Regions from separate parts of the Homo sapiens genome. Here regions 2 and 3 are each linked to region 1. Evidence: read pairs that join two places in POLR2A ChIA-PET (ENCODE). Cell type or tissue: CD4-positive, alpha-beta T cell. All regions are shown on one strand. Each heading gives the region's core, and the rest is flanking DNA. Links, peaks and the distances in the headings are about the cores only.

The links. ChIA-PET counts read pairs that join two places held together with the same protein. Peaks named below come from ENCODE experiments on the same cell type or tissue, not always from the same donor. Only the 100,000 strongest peaks of a DNase experiment are listed, where the experiment ranks them.
Region 2: POLR2A ChIA-PET joins it to region 1 with 5 read pairs; 4 of 35 experiments call an interaction of 5 or more read pairs at or near these places.
Region 3: POLR2A ChIA-PET joins it to region 1 with 5 read pairs; 3 of 35 experiments call an interaction of 5 or more read pairs at or near these places.

What each region holds. Positions count from the first base shown.
Region 1 is chr14:22,068,111-22,074,737 of GRCh38, reverse strand. It overlaps TRA and TRAV22. Among named protein-coding and RNA genes, the nearest start is that of OR4E1, 400 kb to the right of the region's middle. In CD4-positive, alpha-beta T cell, for the core only: no CTCF peak of the experiment used is centred there; DNase peaks (open chromatin) are centred at 3,487 and 4,187; H3K4me3 peaks cover 1,478 bases; H3K27ac peaks cover 590 bases.
Region 2 is chr14:22,546,544-22,553,170 of GRCh38, reverse strand. It overlaps TRA and TRAC. Among named protein-coding and RNA genes, the nearest start is that of LINC02332, 7.2 kb to the left of the region's middle. RefSeq lists enhancers at 2,285-2,334, 2,425-2,584, 2,595-2,674, 2,765-2,904. In CD4-positive, alpha-beta T cell, for the core only: no CTCF peak of the experiment used is centred there; DNase peaks (open chromatin) are centred at 1,340, 2,100, 2,950, 4,600 and 3 weaker places; H3K4me3 peaks cover 3,732 bases; H3K27ac peaks cover 4,859 bases.
Region 3 is chr14:21,994,665-22,001,291 of GRCh38, reverse strand. It overlaps TRA and TRAV17. Among named protein-coding and RNA genes, the nearest start is that of OR4E1, 320 kb to the right of the region's middle. In CD4-positive, alpha-beta T cell, for the core only: no CTCF peak of the experiment used is centred there; DNase peaks (open chromatin) are centred at 1,681 and 3,791; H3K4me3 peaks cover 2,073 bases; H3K27ac peaks cover 259 bases.

The DNA.
Region 1 (6,627 bases), core at 581-5,580:
ACTTAGAAGGTATATAAAACTCTGAAAAAACTTTGTAATTTTGAGTTAGTCTGGCAATAATTTCCGGGCCATGTCCCTGTAACTGACTACAGAAATAAAAACTCTCTTCCTCCCCAGTTCATCTGCATCTCGTTATTTGTCTGTAAAAAAATAGCAGCCCAAACCTCAGTTTGGTCCAGGAACGCAAGGACAAGAGAAGCAGAAGGAAGCCTCCAGTATGGGAGAAAGTAGGCAGCCAGAAGCCTCCCACCTTCTTTCACCTGCTTTGTTGTAGCTGCGCAGCCTATTGGATGGTGCCCACCCACAAAGAGTGTGGGTCTTCCTCTCCCAGTTCACTGACTGAAATGTCAATCTCCTCTGGCAACACCATCACAGACACACCCAGAAACAATGCTCTACCAGTTATCCAGGCATCCTTCAGTCCAATCAACATAACACCTAACATTAACCATCACAATTAGGGTCCATTCTTATGACTTTATCTTAACTAATTACATCTGCAATGACCCTATTTTCAAATAAGGTCACATTCTGAGGTACTGGGAGTTAGGATTTCATCTTGAATTTTGAGAAACACAATTCAACCCATAAGAGCAGCCATAGAAAACTAATATAATATGTTATCTAAAATGTCTAGTTTAAAACAAAAAATTATAAGATATACCCCAAACAGGAAAGTGTGATTCTTACACAAGAGAAATAAATTGGGTAATGGCAACTTCCTTTTCTATGACTTAGATGTTGGATTTCACAGACAAAAATTTCAAAATAGCTGTTTTAAGTATGCTCAAAGAAATAAAACCATGCTGAGGGAAGTAAAAAAGATATGATGATGACTTCTTATCAGCCAGAGAATATCTATAAAGTGGTAAAAATTATTTTTTTATGAAAGGAACAAAATAGAAATTCTAGAGTTGGGAAAGTGCAATAACCAAATAAAAAAATTGACTGGAGGGTCAAACAGTAGGTTCGGGCTCCCTGAACAAGGAATCAGTGAACTTAAAGATACATCTACAGAGATTATGCAATCTGAAAAACAGACAGAAAAAAGAATAAAGAAAAATAAACAGGGACTCAGAGAAACGTGGTACATCATTAAGCACACCAATATACGCATAGTGAGAGTACCAGAAAAAGGAAAGGAAGAAAAAGGAACAAAAAAATTTGAAGAAACAATGGCTGAGAATTCCCAGATTCAAAAAAGCATTAATCTACTCATCTAAGAAGCTCAGTGAACTCTAAGTAAAATGAATGCAAAGAGATCCACACTCAGACACATCATAGCAAAAATGTTAAAAGACAAATAGAATCTTCAAAGTAGAAAGAGAAAATCAAATATTTATGAGAGAAACTCAATAAAATTAACAGCTGACTTCTCAACAAAAACAACAGAGCTAGAAGGCAGTGGGAAGATATATTCAAAGTGCTGAAAGAAATATACCATCAATGAAGATCCTATATTCAGCAAAAGTATCTTTCAGACATGAAGGTAAAATAAAGACATTCCTAGATAAATACAAACTGAGAGAATTTATTGCAAGCAGACTCACCTTCAAGCAATAATAAAGGAAGATCTTCAGGCTGGGAGCAAGGGACTTCAAACAGTAATTTGCATCCACACACTTACTAAAAAGATAGTGTGACTGCATATTTATCCCCTTTCTACTATTAACTGATTTAAATAACTACTGTATAAAACAATACATATATAATTATATTATTGGACTTACAGGAATGTAACATATTTGATAATAAAAGAATAAAGGAGGAAGGCAGATTGCAAAACTATATTGGAGTAAGACAGTGACACCAGATGGCAACTTGAATCCACAGGAACAAATGATCACTTCTTGACCTTTTGGCTATGATTAAGTGCACAGGAACAAATGAAGAGACCCAGAAATGATAAGTAAGAAGGTTAACAACAAACACTTCAATATATATTTGCTTTCCTTTTTTCCTTCTCAGCTTATAAAACATAAGATTATATAAAGAAATAATTATAAAATTATATAAAAATTATAATAACCTATTGTTTGTAACATATATACATATAATGTGAATAACAATAATAAAGGGAATAAGAAATAGACCTATATAGAAGTGACATCTGAAAATCCCATTGGAGTTAAGTTAGCATAAAGTCTGAAGTGAATTCTGACAAGTTTAGATGTATATATATTGTAAGTACTAAAACATCCACCAAGAAAATAATTGAAAAAGCATAGTGAAAAAAATAAAGGAATGAAAATATTATACTATAAAATATTCACCTAATGCAAAGGAAAGCAGTTAAGGAGGTACAGAGGAACAAAAAAGACATAAGACAGAAAGAAAATAAAATTAAAATGCCAGATATAATCTATATCAATGATAACATTAAATGTTAATGGATTAAACAATCCAATCAAAAAGTAGAGATTATCAGAATGGCTACACACACACACACACACACACACACACACAACTATACACTGTCAGAGACACACTTTAGATACAAAGATACAAATAAGTTGAAAGTAAAAGGATAGGAAAAGATATGACTGGAGTCACTACATTATTATTAGACAAAGTATACTTTAAACCAAAAAATGTTACTAGAGATAAAAAGGGAAATTTTATAATGATAAAAGGGCATCCATTAAGAATATATCAGTTATAAACATATATGCACCTAATGACATATCCCAAAATACATGATGCACAAAAACTGACAGAATTGAAGGGAAAAACAGAAAATTCAAGAATAACAGGTGAAGACTCAATACCTCACTTTCAATAATAGATAGGACAAATAGAATACCAACAAGGAAATAGAAGACTTGAACAACACAAAAGCCAGGTAGACCTAACAGACATCTATCTACCCAAGATCAGATTACACATTCTTCTCAATCATGCATGGTTATATTTTCCAGGATAGATCATATTCTAGGTTATACAACAAGCCTGAAAAACACATATGGGAACATAACATTTTAAAGTTTTTTCTCCACAGCTATTTATCAATATGTGAATATTTAAAGAAATTTTACTTTGCTGCACTAGTGGGATAGTATGCAAATATTTGCCCTTGTCTGTTGGTACATAATGTGGTGAGGTAGACCTGAATGTGCTTGAGACACACAACTAAGCTGGATCACTGTCTAACTAATGTCTAACAACATGCTTATTGGAATGGTGTTTCTTTTCTTTTTATTCTTTTTACTTTTTACCCTTTTGGAGTCCTGCATACTGTCACTTAAATATTTATTTTGATTCTGTCCTCTTATCAGCTACTCTACTCCTTCCAAGTTAGATATTTATAGGGTAGGAGGAGGTGTGTATTGAAAAGGGAAAATAAAGACCAAAGTCTCAAACCTGTAGAGCCAAAAAGAATCTACGGTTAAAACTCTACCTATGTACAAAAGGAATATTAAGCTGTGCAAAATGCTGCTGCGGTGGCCTCGTGATGTGGTTGTTACTGGTAGAGGAACCGAGCCCGGATGAGGGTTTGTGTACAGGCCGCAGGTGCCTGGGGAGCACTGTGGCTCCACAGCACAGAAATAAACGCCTGAGTCTGTGGTCTGGGAAGAGGAAATGTACAATAAGCTGTAGCGTTCCGTAGCGACAGTCGTGGCGCTTAATCTTCCATTCTGTTTTGTCCCTGAGGGAATGTAAAACAGGTTGATGAGCTGTCCCCAAGGGTTTTGATGAAACCACTGCAAATTGTTCACAGAGTCAGAAAAATTGCACCGCAGCGTGGAATTGGCTCCCTCCTGGAGAATCAGGTCTGGAGGACTCTGCTCCACTTGTATTCCTCTCACACCTGGTCAGAAATGGAGAAAAAGTCATAGGTGATGGGCAGTTTAACATCTGAAGAATCCTGAAAATGCCCCCACAGGTTGTGTGAATAGAAAGACTGCATGACTTTTTAACTCCTTGCCCTTCCTCCCCTCAACAAGGCTGCAGCTGCTAAATCCTTTCAGATTCCCACCTTGGACAGCCCCAACTCACAGCAAACCTGGGCACTCAAGAGCCCCAGCAGAGCTCCCAATATCCTCTTCATGATGCTTTGCCTTCTTGCTCCGGGCATTTTCACCATAAGATATATTTAACTAAACCTTGGGGAGGTCGGTGTCATGACTTGGCTCTGGAACTGTTGCTGCTCCTGCAACCAATCAGCTCCACCCGACAAAGCCTGCTCACGCCCAGATGCTACTGAGTTTTTAAACAGCGTTCTGTGACAGGAAGCCCCACCCGCCGACTTAAACCTGGCTGAGAGCCGGGGTGGAAAGGGGTGGAGTGGAAGGGAAAAAGAAAGGTCATTATTCCGTAACCTGAGGGATGTTTTCTAATAATTCTGGATATAGTAAAGAATGTGAAAGATCCTGTGAGAAGGAAAGGGAGGGGCCTCCTCGGGAGGACAACGTGCCTCAACTGTAATACTAATTCGAGCCTGGAGAGGATCACAGAATGAGTGTCCACATTTTAAACCCCCAAAACAAGAATGTGTTCTGACAAGAAGGTCTTTATTAGCCAATTTAGGTGAAAGTCATTCCAGTCATGTAAAGTAATAAGAACATACATGTTATGTATTATATATGTAATAATTTTTATTATTAGAATATATGAAAAGTGTGGATTAGGACTCCTCTGAAATAATCAAGAATTGTGGTAAATATTGTTATAAGAAATGACCCTAGTAAGACTGTAAATTGTGAGAGAAAAAATAAGATCAATTCAAATTTTTTTCTACGTATTACCCTGGATGGGCAATATGTTTTATTTTTCTAATTCTTATTTTATACAAACTTCCTTTATAGCTTATCTTACAGTCCAGTAAATCTTTTTTCTTTTTTTTTCTGTCTTCCTTTTTTCCTTCCACTTTCTCCTATCATTACCTTCTGTTTCCATGTTCTTCCTTTTCTCTCTCTCTCTTTTATTTATTTACTTATTTATTTATCTATTTATTTATTTATTTTTGGTTGAGGGTAGGGGGTTCTAGTTACATGAAAGGGACAGAAGAATACTAAAGAAAAGATGGCTTTCAACAGTTTAGAAATAATTTTGGACCTGTGAAATAAAAGTTCATATTTTTTTCTTAGGAAATCTTAGGAAATAAAAATTTTTTAAAATCCGAATTCCCTTCTTTGGAATTCTCCACTTTCCCTTTTGCTGTATATGATTCTGTTTGATCCAGGATTTTCTGATAGATACAGATAAAGATAATAATATAAAGACAAAAATTTAAATATAGGTATATATATATGCATTTCAAATATAACCTAGAACTTGAATATTCATATGTCATTTATCTTGTTTTAGAGGACAGAGCTACAATTGAAAAGAATACTCAGCAAAAATATGTTTCTTATGTGCTGATAATGATTTAGTTTGTCCTTGCACATAATTATTCTTCCCTCTTTACTCTTACTGGCCCTCATCCTTATACTCAATATATTTCTCAAATCTTTCAACAACTATTCACTACTAGATCCTTCAGAGCCGTCCCTCAATTTAAGAGAAGCCTATATGCCTCCTGACGTGCTAAACCTTGAGAAAGACTACATCTTCCTCAGCATATATGGACAGCTCAGCCCAGCTGTCTTTTCCTAGGGCTGTACCTGTGGGTTGACATGAAACAACAGAAGTGTCCACAGAATGGAGAGTACCATAAATAGGGCCATGAGACCCCACGGTGGCTTTTATGAAGATAAATACTTTAAATGTAATTTTATGTAATTAGAACATCCATTTAATTCATACGTATGAACTGAAAAAATATGAGCTCACCAATTTGATTCAGTTATAGTTAAGTCAATATATTTAAGAGTGTTTGAGACCTTGGAAATTAAAAAAAAAAATGAATTGGATACGGTTTTTCCTTCAGAGAGCTTGTGATATAGTGAGGAGACAAACATCTCTCTGAATGTAATAAAGGTTTACAGGATATCATTTTTAAAAAGCATCCTTAAACACCACATGAGCACCAAGACAGTAACAATTATGTCAAACTTCTATTACAGGATGTGACTTGATGGGGGATGTGATGCTACATGCCTTCTGTGGAGGTGACGAGACTGGAGAGTAACAAAAGCAAAGATGGCAAACTTTGAAAAGTGACCCTTTGTTTTAAATACAAGAAGGACAGAAGATGAGCAAGGTTGTGGACAGTATGACCCTTAGACTCAGGCAAGAGCCCTGCCCAGAGCCTCATATTTTACAGGGCCACTCAATCACACAGACACACACACACACGCAAATGTACTGAAGAACACGGACTGTCTCTGTCACTCAGGACCGGGCACAATCTGTAACCTAAAAAACCACTAACACAATTTTTCAGATTTGAGAAAAATACTTCTTCACATACCTTGACCTTTGTCCTTTTCAAATATTAGAAATATTTGTGGGTTGTGCCACTGCTGCCATAGGAGGCAGACTCTGTTTATACGAAAATAATTTGTTTATGCTTTTCCCCCAGACTCCATCAATAATAATAATTATCTGTAGATGGATTTGGAGGTAAAGGGGATGAAAAATGAGAACACCTATATTTTCACTGAAGTAGAAATTAAAGTTCTGCAGGCACAACATTGGATTAACTGCTCAAGAACGTTCCAAATAGTTACTATTGGCACTGTG
Region 2 (6,627 bases), core at 808-5,807, 480 kb before region 1:
AACCTGAACACTTCTAGTACCAAGCATTTCAGATAAGGGATACTCAACCTGTAGCTTCATCCCTATGAAAAGAAGCAGGCCTGAATTGTAGCTGAGATGATTTATGTATTTCTGGCTGGGATGGTCAGACGCATAGGGGAACCATGGAGTTATTCAGGGATGGAACCCCCTCCCACCCTGGGCATTGGTAAGCCTCAGCTTTGGGTCTTGGTAGCTGTGCTTGCTGGGTGGATGGTGGAGTGGTCTCTAAGTTGTGTTTCCCTCAGCATCCATGACCCTGGGGAAAGGTGCTCTGGCAGCAGGAGTCTCAGGAGGGAGAGCGCAGTGAGCTGTGGACCCCAGGAAGCCCCATGTCTTTTCTCTTAGGTGAGAGCTCGAGGCCTCTACTCTCCTCGGTCAAATCTCTGGGCTTGTGGGGAGACAGCTCATCTCCTTTTTTCCTCATTCTCACATCCGGGATGGTGGGAACATAAAGTCCTGCTGGGGTCACAGCTTCCTCTCAACCTTGCTCCTGGTGTCAGCTTGGGCACCTCAAAGGGCTGGCGTGGGGCTGGATCAGGCAGCAGAGTGGTGGGTGGTCCCCAGCCACGAATTTGTGAGACAATGCACAGTTTCAGTGGAAACCCAGTCTGAGAGGAGAGGCAAAGGAAATGCTCCTGGAGGGCAGGAGACAGTGGGTGGCATTTTGGGGACACTTGCTGTGTGGTCCCTGTCTGCCGCAGGTCACTGCCACCCATGTGTGTGGGCTCCTGTTATGGGTGGTCCCGTGGCGTGGCATGAGAGTGGGAGAGGAGGGGTCCAAGCTGGTAGGTGGGTTTTCCTGGCCCTCAGCATAGCCTGCTAAGCGGAAGCTTTTAGAGGTTATTCCAAGAAGAGGTTGACTTAGGCAGCTTGTTGAATGAGGCTTCCTGGACAGCATCATAGACAAATGCCTTGGTTTTTCTCTGCCCAGCTAGTGATCACCAGCAAGCAGAAAATGACTCCTACCAAACCCAGTCAAACAGAGGCACAGTCTCTGCTCTTCCAAATCATTTTAATGAAGGCATCGGCAGCAGGACATACAACACGCCCAGATACACAGCATAGCAGGGCCTCGATAATGAGATAATTTCCCCCCACGTCTTGAGAAGAAGAATACTATGTATTTCTTTATGAACACTATTAAAAAAAAATAAACCCCTCACAACATTCTGCAGGACCTAGAGCCCAAGAGAACCCACTGAAGATCCATCATCTGTGGGATGGCGGAGGCAGTCTCTGGGGAGCAGGAGGGAATGTGCACAGCCAGGGGAGGCTGCAGCAGCCTTGCCTCTGCCGTGAATGTCAGGCAGTGACAAGCAGCAATAAGGGAACAGAGGGGGTGGCAGCAGTGTTTGGCAGCTCTTCAGCAATCTTAATCATAAATTCGGGTAGGATCCAGTTGGTGGCATTGCCGGGGGGGCACAGAGGTGGTAGCAGCTTTCACCTCCTTGGGGGTAGGAGAGTTCCCTCTGTTTGGAGAGGGAGAAGAGGGGCAATGCAGAGGAAGGAGCGAGGGAGCACAGGCTGTCTTACAATCTTGCAGATCTGGAATGAGGAAGAACAGAAGTCAGGCTGGACACTGAGGAAGACCCAGGACTGTTAGGGATGTGATGGTGATGGCTCTGTTTGGGGCTATGTGGTAGAGTTCTAGGAGCAAATGTACCCTGGAGTTCTTATTTTTTTTATTATTTGAGACAGGATCTTGCTTTGTCTTCCAGGCTGGAGTGCAGTGACGCAATCACAGCTCATTGTAGCCTCAACATTCCAGGGCTCAAGCGATCCTCCCATCTCAGCCTCTTAAGTAGCTGGGACTACAGGTGTGCAGCACCACACCTGGTTAATTTTTTCACTTTTTGTAGAGGCGGGGTCTCCCTGTGTTGCCCAGGCTGGTCTCCAGCTCCTGTGCTCCTCCTGCCTCTGCCTCCCAAAGTGCTGGGATTACAGGTGTGAGCCCCCGCACCCAGCCTGGAGTTTTTTTTTGATGGTGATGGAACAGGATGCAGTTGTCAGCAAGACGACTGGGGACCCTGGGGGAGGAGGGTGCGGAGACTCTAGCCAGGATTGGGGTGTAATATGAGTGTAATGTCTTCTTTCTACTGAGCTAAGAGAGCCGTACTGGGGAGAGAGGACATGAGGAGGTTACACGGTGAGAGAAGTACAACACAAGGCATGTGGTGTACACAAGTGTCTCTCTTCCTCCACTCATTAGCTGTGGGGCCTCAGTTTCTTCGTTTCTAAACAACTGTTCTTCCTACCTCATAGGGGAGAAGTGCAACTGAGGCGGCTGAAATGAGGATATTTTACAGCGTTTCAGGCCATTATTATTGCACAAGAGGAATTTGTAACAGGAAGAAGTAGGAGAGTTTGGTGGGCTCAGGCTTTGGACTTAAAAGCAAGACCCTGCAGGGAGGTTTGCTCTCAGAGCTTAGGATGCACCCAGAGACCCGCGTCCCTAAACCCCACTCCCAGCTTCAAGGCCCCTCACCTCAGCTGGACCACAGCCGCAGCGTCATGAGCAGATTAAACCCGGCCACTTTCAGGAGGAGGATTCGGAACCCAATCACTGACAGGTTTTGAAAGTTTAGGTTCGTATCTGTAAAACCAAGAGGCCACAGCGGTTATGGGCTTGCATGTCCCAGGCCTGCATGGCCTGCAGGACACACCCACGGTTTTCCCCAAGGCAGAGCAGGCTGGGTGGGGGAGGCCTGCAGCTCCTGCACCTCCTGTCCCTTGCAGCTTCTGTGCATATCCCCTTACAAACAGATTCTGTGCATTCTTCCAGGGCCAACAGTATTGTGTTTCAAGACAGGAAACACCGACTAGACTTGGCTCTTATTTTATTTCTGAGCCCTTCTGGGGATGGGGTAGGTGCTCAGAATTTATCATCACAATACCTCGGGTCCAGATGGGCCCCTTAGTGAGTTCCGCTACCACAGGAAGGATGACTCAATAAGAACAACTCAAATGGAAATGAATATGGGCCCAGGGTGGGTGTGAGGAGTGGCAGGGGATTCTTGAGAGACAGGACCATTGCCCACAGCCTATGTGAGTACTGTTGCTTGTCTTGAAAGAAGGCAAAACCTCTTGGCTGTCCTCAGGATGATCTGGTTCGTTTAGGGCTATCCCTAAGGGACTCAGAAATTTCACAGCTGGGCCACCCAGAAGCTCTCTCTGGCTCTCTTGACAGTGGAGCTGTTGAAAGGAATACAGAGGCCTAGGAGAGAGTCCTTGGTCTATTGAAGCTAGAAACTCATCCTCAAAGTGCTTAGAATGGAAAGTCAGAGATGGTGAGAGGGATTCAGGAGAGACCCCACCCAGCTCTGGGCAGGTCTTGAACCGCTGTTTCCATTCCTCATCATTCATTCCCACATCTACTAATTTCTTCCCACTCCCTCATCCAGGCAGGGTTATTGCGGGTTCATCACTTCCGCAATCCTGTGCAAACCCAGGCTAGACCCCTGTCTTACCTGTTTCAAAGCTTTTCTCGACCAGCTTGACATCACAGGAACTTTCTAAAAGGAAAAACAGACATTCTTTCAGCATCCAGAGCAGGCTGACTCTCCCACCCCAGACCTCCTAGTTCTTGGGCAGGTGAACAACTACAGCCTTTCCATGCCTCCTTGTGGAGAGATCTGGAGGGAACTTACAGCATATGAGCACCTGCTAGGGAGAGCCCCTGGCCCTGGCAGGACCGATACCTCGGCTCCTGGACACCATTTCTATTTACTCAATATACACTGTTTGTACAAAGTACATGTTGCATGACCCTGGCCACATGTGCCATCACACATAGACCCTGCTCTTGCCTGGCTTCATTCTAGAGTCCAATGGAGGCAGCGAGGCATACATAGTGACAAGGGCCATAAAGAGTATAAACACGTACTTTCATATGTTCCAAAAAGTTTTGATCCCTGCACCCCAAATTTTTTCCTTGGTTTCTTCTTAGTAAACGGCACTATCATTGACTCAGCTGCTCAGGCCAAAATCCAGCTGCCTTCCTTGATCCCCTCTTTGCTTTCTCATCCCTGCATGGTTCTACCTTTGAAACCTGAATGGTGTTGGTTACCTCCCTGCCACCACCCTGCCCAGGCCTCCATCATCTCTCTGCTGCAACTGCTCCCTTTCTGCTTCTACTCTTGGCTTACAACCCACTCTCCGTACAGCACTCAGATTGATCTTTAAGAAAAGCAGGCCGGGTGTGGTGGCTCACGCCTGTAATCCCAGCACTTTGGGAGGCTGAAGCGGGTGGATCACCTGAGGTCAGGAGTTCGAGACCAGCCTGGCCAACATAGTGAAACCCTGTCTCTACTAAAAATACAAAAAATTAGCCAGGCATGGTGGCGGGTGCCTGTAATCTCAGCTACTCGGGAGGCTGAGGCAGGAGAATCACTTGAACCTGGGAGGCGGAGGTTGCAGTGAGCCAAGATGCACCATTGCACTCCAGCCTGGGCAACAAGAGCAAAACTCCATCTCAAAAAAAAAAAAAAAAAAAAAAAAAAAAAAGAAAAGCAAATTAGGTGTCCCTCCCCTGCTTGAAGCCGATCAACAGCTTTCTGGCGTCCTTAGAATACTGTCTACCCTCTCATGGCCTAGAAGGCCCTGTGACCCGGCCCTGCCTCCTTCATTCAACTCATGCCTGCTGCTCTTCTCCTTTCTCATTGAGCTCCTGTCCCAGGCCTCTATAGGGTCCTCTCCCTGCCCTTGGTAGGGCTGGTATCTTCAAGTAGCATTTCTTCAGAGAGCCCTTCCCTGACTTTTGTCCTGAAGGTAGCTGTTTTCTCAACCCTGAGTTAAAACACATTCCAATCTGAAGTTATTTGGACTTTTCCCAGCTGACAGATGGGCTCCCCCAACTAGAATGGTGCTTCCTCTGGGCACACCCCTCATCTGACTTTTTAATTCCTCCACTTCAACACCTGGTGCATTCATGTGCCGGCACAATCAGTGATTGGTGGGTTAATGAGTGACTGCGTGAGACTGACTTAGTGAGCTGGGAAAGATTTTTTGGCAGACAGGGAGAAATAAGGAGAGGCAACTTGGAGAAGGGGCTTAGAATGAGGCCTAGAAGAGCAGTAAGGGGCAAACAGTCTGAGCAAAGGCAGGCAGGCAGGAACTCAGTTGGAGAGACTGAGGCTGGGCCACGTGCCCTCTCCTGCCACCTTCTCTTCATCTGCTTTTTTCCCGTGTCATTCTCTGGACTGCCAGAACAAGGCTCACTGTTTCTTAGTAAAAAGAGGGTTTTGGTGGCAATGGATAAGGCCGAGACCACCAATCAGAGGAGTTTTAGACATCATTGACCAGAGCTCTGGGCAGAACCTGGCCATTCCTGAAGCAAGGAAACAGCCTGCGAAGGCACCAAAGCTGCCCTTACCTGGGCTGGGGAAGAAGGTGTCTTCTGGAATAATGCTGTTGTTGAAGGCGTTTGCACATGCAAAGTCAGATTTGTTGCTCCAGGCCACAGCACTGTTGCTCTTGAAGTCCATAGACCTCATGTCTAGCACAGTTTTGTCTGTGATATACACATCAGAATCCTTACTTTGTGACACATTTGTTTGAGAATCAAAATCGGTGAATAGGCAGACAGACTTGTCACTGGATTTAGAGTCTCTCAGCTGGTACACGGCAGGGTCAGGGTTCTGGATATCTGTGGGACAAGAGGATCAGGGTTAGGACATGATCTCATTTCCCTCTTTGCCCCAACCCAGGCTGGAGTCCAGATGCCAGTGATGGACAAGGGCGGGGCTCTGTGGGGCTGGCAAGTCACGGTCTCATGCTTTATACGGGAAATAGCATCTTAGAAACCAGCTGCTCGTGATGGACTGGGACTCAGGGACAGGCACAAGCTATCAATCTTGGCCAAGAGGCCATGATTTCAGTGAACGTTCACGGCCAGGCCTGGCCTGCCACTCAAGGAAACCTGAAATGCAGGGCTACTTAATAATACTGCTTATTCTTTTATTTAATAGGATCTTCTTCAAAACCCCAGCAATATAACTCTGGCAGAGTAAAGGCAGGCATGGGAAAAAGGCCCAGCAAAGCAAACTGTACATCTTGGAATCTGGAGTGGTCTCCCCAACTTAGGCTGGGCATTAGCAGAATGGGAGGTTTATGGTATGTTGGCATTAAGTTGGGAAATCTATCACATTACCAGGAGATTGCTCTCTCATTGATAGAGGTTTTGAACTATAAATCAGAACACCTGCGTCTAAGCCCCAGCACTACCGTTTACTCGATATAAGGCCTTGAGCAAGTCACAGCAGCTCCTTACATCTCAGGAATTTCACCTGCAAAATGAATATGGTGCCTCATCCACCTTCCTAGCCAGGCTCTTCTGAGAAAGAAATGAGAGCTTCTCCATATAAACATCTATTTAATAAACTGTAAAGTACCAAACAAATGTTAGTTGGAGCCACTGACCCTGCCAGAATATGGCCGTGATAGAGTGCTAGTGAGTCATGCAGAGCCACAGCGTCTATCCTTCACCCTCAGAAAGCAGGAGCTGCTGGAGGCTTTTCCTTAGTGCTGAGACTCATTCTTCAGTATTTCCGTAGGATTTTGTGTTTTTAATGTGACTCTCATTGTTTATTCTTTCCGACCTCCTGCCTT
Region 3 (6,627 bases), core at 833-5,832, 74 kb after region 1:
AACTTTTCTCTATAAAAGGACAAATAGTATATATTTGAAATCATACACTCTCTGTTGCAAGTACTAAACTCTGCTGTTATAGCATGGAAGCCATCATAAGCAATGTGTAAATAGATGAGCATGGCTATTTTGCAATAAAACTTTACAAAAATAGGTGGCAGGTTGTTTTGAACACTAGGCCATAGTTTTCTGACCCCCATTATACACCAACAATTTATTCATACAATTCCAAATACCCATGGACTATAGTTTGAAAAACTCAGCCCTATTGTCTTGTGTGTTCTTTCTTTTTTTTTTTTTTTTTTTGAGACGGAGTCTCGCTCTGTCACCCAGGCTGGAGTGCAGTGGCGCGATCTCGGCTCACTGCAAGCTCTGCCTCCCGGGTTCACGCCATTCTCCTGACTCAGCCTCCCGAATAGCTGGGACTACAGGTGCCCGCCACCATGCCCTGCCAATTTTTTTTTATTTTTAGTAGAGACGGGGTTTCACAATGTTAGCCAGGGTGGTCTCGATCTCCTGACCTCGTGATCCGCCCTCCTCGGCCTCCCAAAGTGCTGGGATTACAGGCGTGAGCCATTGCGCCCGACCTCTTGTGTGTTCTTTTACTACAACATTATTTTAACTCTTAGAGGAGGCTTAAAATAAAGATATTATATTAAATAAATTAATAGGAAGAAAGAAGAGGAAAAATTGATTATCTTAGTGCTTAAGTTACTTTGGTGTTACAGATTCAAGGCTGAGCAGCACAGATAATGGTCCCTGCCCTTAAGGAGCACATAGAGTAATAATAGAGACAATTATTAATTAAATAAAGAAATAAAAGGAGAAACTGCCCATTTAAAAAGGCAGTGGTCCACAATTCTAAGAAAGCGTATTGAGCTTTCTTCTATTACTGACTCTTGAACAGACGTATGAGAACAAGTAGGCATTTACTGGGCTCTACTCTCAAGGGAAGAGAAAATAATTTTTTAAAAAGAGTAAGAATGTATCCTAAAATTGCTTTGAGGGGGTTATATAAGATAAACAAAGTGCATTCAAGAAACGTAGATAGGACCAGTATTGAAGAAAAAGATAAATTAGGAGCTTATTGTGGAAAGATACTGGAGAGGTATTAAGAGTCTAAATCATGGAGGGTTTTGTAAATCACATGAAGCAATTTTTTTTCTACTCTAAGAACCAGTGAGGACCCAGGTGGTTGACATGGTCAAATTTGCACTCTGAAAAGGTCACCCTCACTGTGTACAAAGCACTATACTGAGAAGTGATGGGGTCTGTCAAGCTTGCTGGGGGCAGAGGAGTAAGCGATTAGGGAGAATTTTAAATTTGGGTGTGGAGGTGAATTAGGTTATAGAGGTTGTAATGTCTTCTGGAAAACTTAGTAGGTGGTACACTCAATAGAACTTGAAAATACATTGGATATGGTAATTCAAAAATAACTATGAACCAAAAATATTATGAGTCCTAATATGTCCTAAACTGAGGGTCTGGCAGAAACTTCTAATTGTCTGTAAAATGTCCATCATCACCTATTTTTTTTACTAATAGAACCCAAATTTTGCTGTGAATAGAAATATACTTAGATAATAATCCTGATATTCTAGCCTCCCTTGCAGATAGGAGGAGGTGGAAACATCGAATACCACTCTAGCAAATGAGTGTAAGCAGAAGCCATTGGGCGGAGCTTCTGGAAAAGACTGACTCAGCCAGCATGTACATGTGCCCTTGACTTTCTCCTTCTTTCAGTCTGGAAGGTGTATAAAGTGGAAGGATCTCTATCAGTCTCTTGAAAGTGTAAAAAAAAGAGTGACACATTAAGAGTGAAAAACAGTAAGCTAGAAAGACCCTAGTTCCTTTGTAACATGATGAAGCTACAGCACCAGCCCTGAATATTACAGAGCTCCTTTATGTGGAAAAAAACTCGTCAATCTTGTTACAAACATTATTGTTTGGGTTTTTTAAATGTGAACCTGAGCCAATCTCTTACATATATAGAAGATATTCATTACAATTGAAATTCATCACTTTATCAGAGGCTGATTGAGTAAGCCAGAATTGAGCTTAATAGTCCAGATCTTCAAAGATACTCTAGTGATTCTGGTACAGCTAATATTAATGGGTCAAGGTCTGACACAACCTTTCCCTGCCCTCCCCCACTTTTCTCACCAAAGCATGAACCTAAATACAAATGCTCTAATTTTCTCCACAAACACATTTTCAGTAGTATCTAAACTGTGTCAAGAAAACTATAGTCAGTATTTATTTCTCAGTAGGAGCAAGAATAAATAGCTGAAAAACTGTTATGTATTTGGTACTAAAAATGCCTGCTTTCAAAACACAGCGTTTTAGGACCTGGTAGTGTCAAACACCTATCTCTCCTTTGGATGGGGAAAAGTTGTTACTTTCTTATAAATTCCCATTTTGCCTAATAGAGACATTGAAGCTTGGGAATCATACAACTAATAAATGGTGAAATCAGATCCAGATATTTGTCACTATCACTCCAAAGATTCAGAAAATTGTCTGTCTTATTATGCAATGGTTTTACTCCTCAGCTCTAAAATGAAAAGCTTGGTTGAGAGTCCTAGGACCTCTTCCAATTCTAATGCTTAATGAATCTACTGCTTCTTATACAAGAATTAGAGGAACCTAAGAGCCACCTCATGCACCTTAAAGACCCACTGATGTCTTGGGAGGGCTGCACATAGGACAAATGAGACCTTCTAAAACTGTGCAGCCTTCCTCCTCTTCCACAAGTGCCCAGTGATTTTTTTCCCTAATAAAATTAGGGATTAAGTAATATTTTGGGCTCATTGATCCATATCCTTTATTTCAAGTGAGGAAATTGAAGGCTGCTACACTGACAATGTCCCTATGTAGCCAGGATTAGCAGAACTGAGCCTGGCATTTCCATTTCCTGTTCCAAATTTCATGCCTTTTCCCCTAGTCCAAGATGCTTTTTAAAAAATCACGAATTTGAAAGAGTTCCCCTTTTACTTTGCCAGCTGTTTGTAGACTCTTCTTGACTGAAAGACATAACCACTAATTCTACCCACTATTAGGGCTTCTAAGAAGCTGCTTTGGCAGGGTTTGCGTAGAGGCTGCAGGTTCCTGGGGAACACTGTGCGTCCGTAGCACAGAAGTAAGAAGCAGTGTCTGCTGCCCGGGAAGCCGTGATCAACAAGGAACTGCTTTTCTTGGAAGTGTCAAGCGTGACTCTTAATCTTCCACTGTGTTTCTCTCTTTCATTTGAACGTATTAAAATTAGGTGGACAAGGCCTCTACCTGAATTTTGTCTATACCACTGTAAATTGTTTATACTAGTTTTGTAACTGCAGTTCATGGTGGCATTTTCACCCTCCTGGATGCTCAAGGCCTGAGGATCCTCTTCTCCCTGTTGACTGTTCACCCCTAGGCAGAAACACAGGTCCGGGACCAGGAGTCAGTCATTACATTTTCAAATTACATTTCCAAATTAATAAGAACACTTCACCCCTCAGCCCTGTGGGCTCTAAAATTTGGTCTTGCCATTCCCATCACCAAAATCCCCAACTCACTAGCCAGTTGAAGCCATAGAATCACCAAAGACACTCCCAGGAGAGTTTCCATTCTTCTTCCTTATTGAAATCACAGAAGACCTGAAATGGAGCAAGGCTCCTCAGTCACAGATGAGCTCTCTTTACTGGGTGAATCCCTAGTCTTTCTGTCCCCTAGTCTCAGGTTCCTCCCTAGCCAGTCACAGGCAAGCTCAGTCCTTTCCTTTCAATGCAGATAGGCTGATTTAAAGCCAAGTTAGTCTGAGGAGAGGGAGGCACTGCCCTCTTGTGATCGTAACATCATCCTGCTGCCATCAGGACGTGTGTTCAGAGCTGACTCAGAAGAAATTACAAAGCTATTCCAGTCTCTGCCTTTATTGAAATCTAATTCTAACTTAGAATAGGAACAGATACATTTCAATTCAGGTAAGAACTCAACTACGAAAGACAGTTGGTGCTCAATATTTTCAGACTACCTCTGAGAAGCACTGTTAAATTCCCTGTAGTTACTATGACCTCTGATCATGTACCTACGAGCTTCCTTTTAAAAAATTTTCCCTGGAATGAGATTATATACAAGTCAAGGTTTTTACTGATGGGCAACAGAAATGGACTCTGCCTAAATTAAGTAGAAAAGGAATAAATTAATGAATACTGGATTTACCTCAGAATCTCCAGTAGGGTCAGAGAACTGAACTCAAAAGCTATGAAGTCAGCAGCAGTACAGAAAATCACTCTGGAGAAGCACTCCTCTGAGTATCCCACTGGCTCCTTTCCTGAGCTCCAGATACTGCCCGTAGTTTATGCAAGACTGTTCACGCAGGACAATGTATGCAGCTACAATTCCACTGCCTTGTAGCCTGTAAACTCTCATGTCCACCTTGTTGCAATTACCACCACTCTCAAAAAGGAAACTCTTACTCATTTTTTGTTTGTTTTTTGTTTTTGTTTTTTTGCAAAAGTAACTCCTGAGTGAAAGTTAGGGAACAATTCATCTAATTGTTGGAGCCCAAGCCATGTGCCCACATCAAGCCTAACCAGTAGGCTGTATTAGTTTACCAGGGCTCCCATAACAAAGTATCACAGACTGCATGGCTTAAACAACAAACATTTATTTTCTCATGATTTTAGGGACTACAATTTCAAGGTCAAAGTGCTGGCAGGTTTAGTTTCTTTTGAGGCCTTTCTCCATGACTCATAAATGGTTGCCTTCTTGTTGTGTCTTCACATGGTCATCCCTTTGCCTGTGCTATCTGTCCCAATCTCCTCTTAAGGATGCCAGTCTTATTAAATTAGTGGTTACCCTCAAGACCACCTTTTAACTTTACCTTTAAAAGTTCTGTCTCCAAATAGAGTCATGTTCTGAGGTACTGGGGGTTAGCGCTTCTACGTCCACATTTTGTGGAAACACAGTTCAGCCCATAGCAGTGAATACCTAGAAGTTTTAGTTTCTATGGCAGGAGGCAGGCGGGTCCAGGAAGAGAGGAAGTTTTATAGTCAGGCCATCGAAGTCAGGTTTACATCTATCAGTTCAGTAGCTGTTTCTGTCTTCTGTGCCTACATTATCTTGGCTGTAGAACATGGATCATGAGTAAATAATAATACTACCTTTTCAGAGCTGTTGAAGGTTAACGATGAGATCATAAAATGTCATTTAGCACAGTGCCTGACATTCATTAGTGACTGAAAAATTATTATTGTTATAAGAAAATGGGTCCTGATGCAGAGCAGTCAAAAAGAATAGCAAGAATCTTCTAGAGTATTTTATAAATGTTCCCAAAAATTGATTTTAAGGTATTTTGTGTGTAAAACAGAGAGAGAGATGGGAAAGATGAGAAGACAGGAGAACAGAGAAAGGAAAAAAAGAAATGAGAAGAAGAGATTGCTGGCTAGAGCAATATGTAGATTGGAGGGTTCCAAGACATAAGTCTAGAGGAAGGGTCTGGGTCAGATGACTGCCAAAATAAATCTTTATGTTTTTCAGTGCGAAATAAAGACATATGAAAGCTTTTTGAGCAAAGAACCAGTGTTATTTAACAAACTGAAATTTTAATCTGTCTGCTCTCTTCCAGATAATTTTGAAACAGTCTGTGAGCAAATTTAGAATAGTAGTTAAAAGATGTACCCTGGTTCAAAGAAATTAAATGATGTGTCTAATGTCTCACAATGAGGAGGTCAAGAATATAGTACTTTTAATATTTGTATGTATTTAGCTGTATCTGCAAAAAGTAACCAGAAATATTGCTGACCTCTTGGGAAAACTGTGAGATAGAGTTAAAACTGTGAGGTAGAATAAAACTATTTTTATAATAGTGCTGATATTACTTGAGTCTTTCACTGTGTTGACATTTACACTGATGAAGCAAATGCAATTGCTGATGTTTTAACACAGGTAAAATAAATGAACCCAAAATATTCTAGTAGTCATTGTACATAATCATTACCACCACACTGGCAAGAGAAAAAGATTTTACTCAACAATGTCCTAGATGTAGAAGCAAAATTTTTTAAATTAAATCTTGACCCTTGAGAGTACACCGTTTAAATATTCTGTGTGATGACATAGGACGTATGCATAAAGTTCATCTGTGGTGTACTAACACGGTGGTGCCTCAAGAGAGAAAGACACTGGAGTATTGTTTGAGTTGTGAGCTAAACTAGCTGTTTCTCATAGAACTTTTTTTTTTTTTTTTTTTTTTTACTTGAAGGCATGAGTGACAGAACAGCAGATTTGGGTAGTTGGAAGGTATGTTCTTGAAAATGATAAAATGTGAGCCTGCCATTTTGAGGAAAACAACTAATAGTGGTTGTCACCCATGATAATATTTGAGCTTCCAAGTGAAAATTAGAATTTTGGAAAATTTGCATCCACTACCATCGGCTTCACACCTTCCCAACTCTTAGCGGTTTTACTGATAAAATTGGTGGTGAGAGTAAAGAATGCAATTTTTGAAACTATAGTACTGTATTTGTTTTGAAATTATTATAAATCCATGGCAAGTTGCCAAAATAGTTTATAGAACCCTATGTACTCTTCACATAGCCTCTTCCAGTGGTGACATCGTATATAACTGAAATTCAATATAAATACCAG